Linked DNA regions of Homo sapiens: region 1 is linked to region 2. A link is a contact called in ENCODE Hi-C or POLR2A ChIA-PET data. All regions are on one chromosome and are shown on one strand. Each heading gives the region's core, a stretch centred on a gene start or an enhancer-like site at or near the end of the contact. The rest is flanking DNA. Distances are from core to core; before and after follow the strand shown. Region 1 overlaps WAC (WW domain containing adaptor with coiled-coil). Region 2 has its middle 6.8 kb from the start of LINC02652.

Region 1 (3,410 bases), core at 66-2,565, 86 kb before region 2:
TGTGAAATTAACATCACCTTGATTTTAGAAAGCATGACAAAATCTCCCACCACAATTTTAATTGTTGAAATCCAGTAACATGGGGGTGGGGAATGCACTCTCGACTAGATGATGGCATGAAATCATCAGTTCTAAATTCTAAGGCACAATACTAATTATATATGGTATAAAAGAGAACAATCTTGCCTGTATTAACTGTTACTCAGTGAGAAAAGGAACCAAAATATGTAAACATAAACAGAAAGCTAATTAAAAGCTGTAAGTTTGTTTCACCTTCAAAATCAACAAGATGGATCAAGTACACATAAACCAGAATCTTGTTCTCATGTAATATACAGGATTAGCAGTATCACTCTTTTTCCCATAACTAAAAATGGTCTTTCAAAAATTCTCAGGTACAGTCTCTTCCAGGTAGTTTTATAGACAACGTAACATAATGAAATTAGAAAGATCTGAAAGGTCTAGTTTCCACGAAACGAATCTCACAAAGATTAGTTAAGTATCTAATTGCCCCCAGGAAATCTGGTAGAATCTCAACTATCCTGGTTGAATTCCTTATTTTTTCAAAGGAGCTTACTGAAATAACATTGATTATATTTTGTCAAATAGCTAGAAAAGAGGATTTTGAGTGTTCCCAACACAAATAAATGAGATGATATGCAAATTACTCTTTTGAACATTATAAAAATATACTGTATGTATCGAAACATCACTATGTACCCCATAAATATGTAGAATTGTCAATTTAGAAAAATTAAAAAATATTTAAAAAGATTAAACCACTTAAAAAAATGAAATAATGTACTATACTATCATAGCCTATCCTTCTGGGTTCACTGTATCGTGCCACAATTTTCAAGCTTGAGGAAATGAAGTCTTATTCACTGCCTTACCCTTGGCCCAGCTTTAATTTTAACAACTAGGAAACAAGCTGAGAGAACTTATGAGTTGTCTATAGGTCACAAAACTAATTAGTGGTTTATCAAAGGACAAAAAACTCTGGTTTCCAAATGCCTATTATTTCCACTAAATTAACACCGAGTCTGGAAATTCCCCTAATAATTCTGAAGGCAGTTGGAAAAAGATCACAGACTCTGCCATGTATTTATATGCTCAGGTTTACATCCCAAAATAATGAGGGTGGCAAAGCAGCCCTGCGCCCTCACACCTCAAAAAGCAGTGGAGAGTTAATTTTCAATCCCACTAGCTTCCAGAAGCCTACAATCAAGCTTTAGGAACCCAATCACAAAGGGCCAAATTCAGGAAGTTCTTCCCTACCACCTACTCCTCCCTATACATAAATTATTATGCAACTGATCCCTTCTACGGATGTTATCTGGAAGGCTTGGTTTGCTTGCCAAGTGGTTATGTGGAATTACTGAACTGAAGAGGTAGAATGAGATTTGAGACTAGTGGACAGAGGACACCAGAGGTCAGTATGGTCTAGGCCAGTGCTCTTCCAAGTGATGGTTTGCCAACTTATCCTGGAGGAAATAAGGAGTTTGCATTTGAATATATAAACATACTGTTTCTTTCACAGAAGTTGTGCTTTAAGGAAAAAAAAAAGTCAGCTGAACTAAACATTCTATTTAAGTGATTAACATTCTGGCACAACCTCCAGGACAGAAAGTTCACAAACCCGAGCACCGGTCTACCACACTACATTGATTTTGCCTATCAAATTCTAGATTAGTCCAAGCTGATACCTTACACTTAACAGAATTCCAGGGTAGAGCATACAATCACATACCAATAACTTTATTTTCTCCACCCCACTGCCATCCTCAAGGAGTTAAGGAAAAAGAAACCCTTCAAATTATGGGATAATTTTTACAATGCCGATGTGCAATAGCAGGTGTCAAATTTCTTAACTTTACAAAAAGAGTAACTAATATTGAGGACTTAAACGAAAGGCCTGCAAACATTTAAAGTTTTCTAGATTTGGCCTGGGATGGTTGCCAATATATGCTCTAAAGCAGCTCTCCAAGTGTTATCCAGGAAACCTTGGGGAACCCCAACAGCCTTTCACAAGACCAGAACTATTTTCATAATAATACTAACATGATTATTTTTTTCTTCCTCATTTTACCACAAGCATACAGTGAAGTTTACCCAGAGGCTCAACAAAACACTGGATGTATCATAACAGATTGAATGCAGAAGCAGATACGAAATTATGAAATTCTAAGTGTCTTTTTCTATTAAGTCAAACATTACTAAGATGTTCAATGTCTATTTTTTTAAAAATTACTTTTCACAAAGATGTTACATATGTTACCATATAATGGGTTTACAATTGATATTTTAAATGAAATGAATAATTTCCCAGTTTTAATTTTTAATATGGTAGATATTGATGAGACTCAAACTTTTTCTTTCCTTTCCGTTCTTCCCCGAGATGAGGTCTTGTTATACTGCCCAGGCTGGTTTCCAACTCCTGGGCTCAAGCGAGCCTCCCTCCTCAGTCTCCTGAGTAGCCAGGACTACAGGTGGGAAGCACCTCGCCTGGCTCAAGACTCAAAAGCTCCAAAGTATGCAGATGATACTTAGTTGATAACAAGATGAGCTGGAATATGAATGCAAACTCATACAGGATTGAACTTAAGCACATCCCAGCAAATCAAAATTGGCATAGAATATTTAGAAGGGAAAATCTCAATTACAGTGTCTTTAAATAAAAATAAGCAACATTTTTTTCCTAATTCAGAGCCCCCTTTGAAAAATCAAATATGCACAACTAATCTAAAATAATCTACAAGTCATACCATGATTTTTTTATTTTACCTTTTATTATTATTATTTTTGAAACAGGGTCTTGCTGTCGGCCAGGCTGGAGGTGCAGTGGCGCAACCATAGCTCAACGCAGCAGCCTTAACCTTCTGGGCTCAAGCAATCCTTTGCTTCAGCCTTCCAAGTAGTTGGGACCACAGGAACACACCACCACACTTAGCTATTTATTTTTTTATTTTTATTTTTTTGTAGAGACAGGCGCTTACTATGTTGCCCAGGCTGGTTTTAAACTCCAAGCCTCAAGTGATCCTCCTGCCTTGGCATTCCAAAGTGCTGGGATTATAGTTGTGAGCCACTGCGCCCAACATTCCCATGACTTTTTTGTGAAGGAGGCATTCACCAAGCTTTTCCTAATCTTTACCATAAGCCAGGCTCTGCGGTAAACACCCCACAATAAATGTTTATCAGAGGACTTAGCAGGGAAGTACATTAAATGTTAACGCCTTAATCTGATACTGAAAATAAAAGATAATTTCAACTTGGTTTTTAATAGTTAACTTGATTTTAAAAAATCACCCACATACCCAAATATCTGTGTAGATAACTCTAAAGCCAACTTTTCAGGTAAGATTAAATTTACAGTTCATAAGGGCTGTTTGTATCATTCCCACTAGGTACAT
Region 2 (3,341 bases), core at 615-3,114:
GAAAGCCTGCCAGTGGTTTCTTGGGGCCCTTTATTCTCCTAAATTTTAGAGAAATGGTACCTATCTAGAGGTCTTTGGTAAAGCAAAATTTGCTTAATAATAGAGTGTGTTGTAGAATCCTAGAGGTTTCTAATATTTTCTGTAATTGTCTCTTGTTAATGTAGGGTTTCTCTGGACCCTGCAGCTGGCAATCATTACCCCTGTCAACACTCTCTCTTTACAGACTCTAATGCTCCATCAGCTCAACACAGCATCCACGTCCTCAAAACCTTCCATCATAGTAAACATAAGACTCGGTAAGTGTCCTGAGGCTTGAAAGAATACTCTCACAGAAGTCTCACATAAGTGTTTGAGGCTTGAAAGAATACTCTCACAGAAGTCACATCATCCCAAAGTGATAACAATATTTGATTAATTAGGAAATATTGGACATTTATATGAGTGGAATTATCATATTTCCTCAAATACTGCATGAAAATTGGGTGCCTAGTAATTCGTTGCTACGTTGGATTAATCTGTAGCCTGCATGACTCCATTGATCTATCTTGCAGGAATTCAAATTATGAAGATAGTATCTGAATATGCATGTTTGAAAGATGTTTGTTTGTTTGTGTTTACCGAGTCTTATGTTTAAAACTGTGATGGAAGGTTTTGAGGACATGGATGCTATGTTGAGCTGATGAAGCATTAGTGTCTGTAAAGAGAGAGTGTTGAGGAAATATGATAATTCCACTCATATAAATGTCCAGTATTTCCTAATTAATCAAACCTTGTTATCACTTTGGGATAATGTGACTTCTGTGAGAGTATTCTTTCAAGCCCACCTTTGGCCTGCATTATGTGCCTTTAGGCCACTGCATTAAAAGCACGTAGCAGGGAGCACACTTGGCACATATAGGCAGGTGCTTGTCCTAGCAGCCCAGCCCAGCAGGGGCATATGACTCCATCGGCAGGGTTCCAAATTCATATTAGTGTTGTCTGCTTGCCAGGTGGTATAAAACTGTGCGGTAGTACTGAATTCTTTCCTTTTACAATGCTGTTTTCCATCTGGCTTTGATTCTTTTTTTTTTTTTAATCACAAAGTATACTTCCAGAAAAAGGAATATACATTACCTGTATCAAAAAAGACAGGCCATCTTAAATTAACATTTGAAAAACTAGATTTCATCTGCAAAATTCTAAAATAAATTTTGGATGTTTTTCTATATGCAAGTTACTTTCATATTCGAAAGAAGATTGACCCGTTTATATAAGTGAATAAATTTACCTGTGGAACACTACAAATATAAAAGCTCTGTCAAAAGGAGGCTTTCTCCCAATATTTTTTCTCCATTCTTTCTTTGTAGAATCCCTAGTTTTTAGTGGGCCTCTCTCTGTCCAGAAAAAGATTGTATTTCTCCACTTCCTTTGTAACTTGACGTGGCCATGTCTGTCCAGCTGGATATAAGCAGGAGTGGTGCGTGGAATTTTCAGGAACTATCCTTAAAGGGAAAAGGTTCTTCTGCTTTTCTCCTTTTTTTTTTTTTTTTTTTTTTTTTTCTGAGACGGAGACTCGCTCTGTCGCCCAGGCTGGAGTGCAGTGGCACGATCTCGGCTCACTGCAAGCTCCGCCTCCCGGGTTCACGCCATTCTCCTGCCTCAGGCTCGCGAGTAGCTGGGACTACAGGCTCCAGCCACCACGCCTGGCTAATTTTTTGTATTTTTAGTAGAGACGGGGTTTCACCGTGTTAGCCAGGATGGTCTCTATCTCCTGACCTCATGATCCACCCGCCTCGGCCTCCTAAAGTGCTGGGATTACAGGCGTGAGCCACGGCGCCCCGCCTGCTTTTCTCCTTTCTGGCTACATTGTGAATGTGAGAGCTGGAGCGTGAATACGCACCTTAGACTATGAGTGGAAACCATGTGCTAAGGATGATAGAGCCAAAGATAAGAGCCCGGTTTCCTGGCATCGTGGGACGGCGCGTCACCTCTAGAGAGACTACTACCTCCCTAGAGAGATTTTTAACGTGAGTGAGAAAGTAATCTGCTTTTTTGATAAACCACTGTAATTTTGCATTTACTGTTATTCGTAGCTAAACTAATTTAAATGGGTAAACCCTCAGATATGGGAAGAAATTATCTCCTTTTGAAAATACACCATACTGGCAGGGCGTGGTGGCTCACGCCTGTAATCTCAGCACTTTGGGAGGCCGAGGCAGGCGGATCACGAGGTCAGGAGATCGAGACCATCCTGGCTAACACGGTGAAACCCCATCTCTACTAAAAATATTAAAAAAAAATTAGCTGGGCGTGGTGGCGGGCGCCTGTAGTCCCAGCTACTCAGGAGGCTGAGGCAGGAGAATGGCGTGAACCCGGGAGGCGGAGCTTGCAGTGAGCCGAGATCGTGCCACTGCACTCCAGCCTGGGCAACAGAGCAAGACTTCGTCTCAGAAAAAAAAAAAGTTGCTGTACCAACTTTTTTGTACTGTTTATCTATATAACAAGTTTACCTATATAACAAAACCTGCACATGTACCCCTGAACCTAAAAAAAAAAGTTAAAAGAAAAAAAAAGTTGCGGTAACGTTCTAAGAAACCTTCCATAAGAAATATAACTAATATAAACTCCTACTCATAGCTTGATTAAATAAATAATGAAAAAAGGCCGGGCGCGGTGGCTCACGCCTACAATCCCAGCACTTTAGGAGGCCAAGGTCGGCGGATCACGAGGTCAGGAGACAGAGACCATCCTGGCTAACACGGTGAAACCCTGTCTCTACTAAAAAAAAATACAAAAATATTAGCCGGGCTTGGTGGCAGACGCCTGTAGTCCCAGCTACTCGGGAGGCTGAGGCAGGACAATGTCATGAACATGGAAGGCGGAGCTTGCAGTGAGCCGATATCGTGCCACTGCACTCCAGCCTGGGCAACAGAGCGAGACTCCGTCTCAAAAAAAAAAAAAAGAAAGTTATTAGCTATCACAAAACAATGATCTGAAGAAGTTAGCTGATTTTGGATACTCATTTCATAAATGGCTCATATAAATAACAAAAGTAACTAATGAAAGTGTAAAATTAAAATATATTAACTCTGAATTGAGTCTAAATGAATCCACGATGATTAAGAATTCTTACCCACCCACTTCAAAATGGAAGCATCAGTTTCCAGCAAACACATTTTACTTCTCTTTATATGAGTAGCAGTTGCTAGATCTTTTTTTTTTGTTTTTTTAATTGAGATGGAGTCTTGCTCTGTCGCCCAGGCTGGAGTGCAGTGGCACGATCTCAGCTCACTGCAACCTCCACCTCCTGGGTTCAAGCTATTCTCCTGCCTCAGCCTCCCGAATAGTTGGGACTACAGGTG

Evidence for each region. A loop is a pair of places that touch in the nucleus more often than their neighbours do. ChIA-PET counts read pairs that join two places held with the same protein, here RNA polymerase II (POLR2A).
Region 1: a map of Caco-2 shows a loop between it and region 2 (2.3-fold over the local background). The contact joins two enhancer-like sites. A Hi-C loop is called at or near these places in 2 of 168 maps with a recorded cell type or tissue (Caco-2 and posterior vena cava) and 1 of 37 single-sample maps with no recorded cell type. POLR2A ChIA-PET finds 5 or more read pairs at or near these places in 5 of 52 experiments (AG04450, BJ, PC-3 and 2 more).

What each region holds. Positions count from the first base shown.
Region 1 is chr10:28,586,081-28,589,490 of GRCh38, reverse strand. The region is part of intron 4 of WAC (WW domain containing adaptor with coiled-coil); the gene reads right to left. Among named protein-coding and RNA genes, the nearest start is that of WAC, 55 kb to the right of the region's middle. Within about 2 kb of position 1,315, at least 2 of the 41 ENCODE cell types and tissues checked have a DNase peak (open chromatin) inside an H3K27ac peak, as active enhancers do.
Region 2 is chr10:28,500,899-28,504,239 of GRCh38, reverse strand. No RefSeq gene overlaps it. Among named protein-coding and RNA genes, the nearest start is that of LINC02652, 6.8 kb to the right of the region's middle. Within about 2 kb of position 1,864, at least 3 of the 41 ENCODE cell types and tissues checked have a DNase peak (open chromatin) inside an H3K27ac peak, as active enhancers do.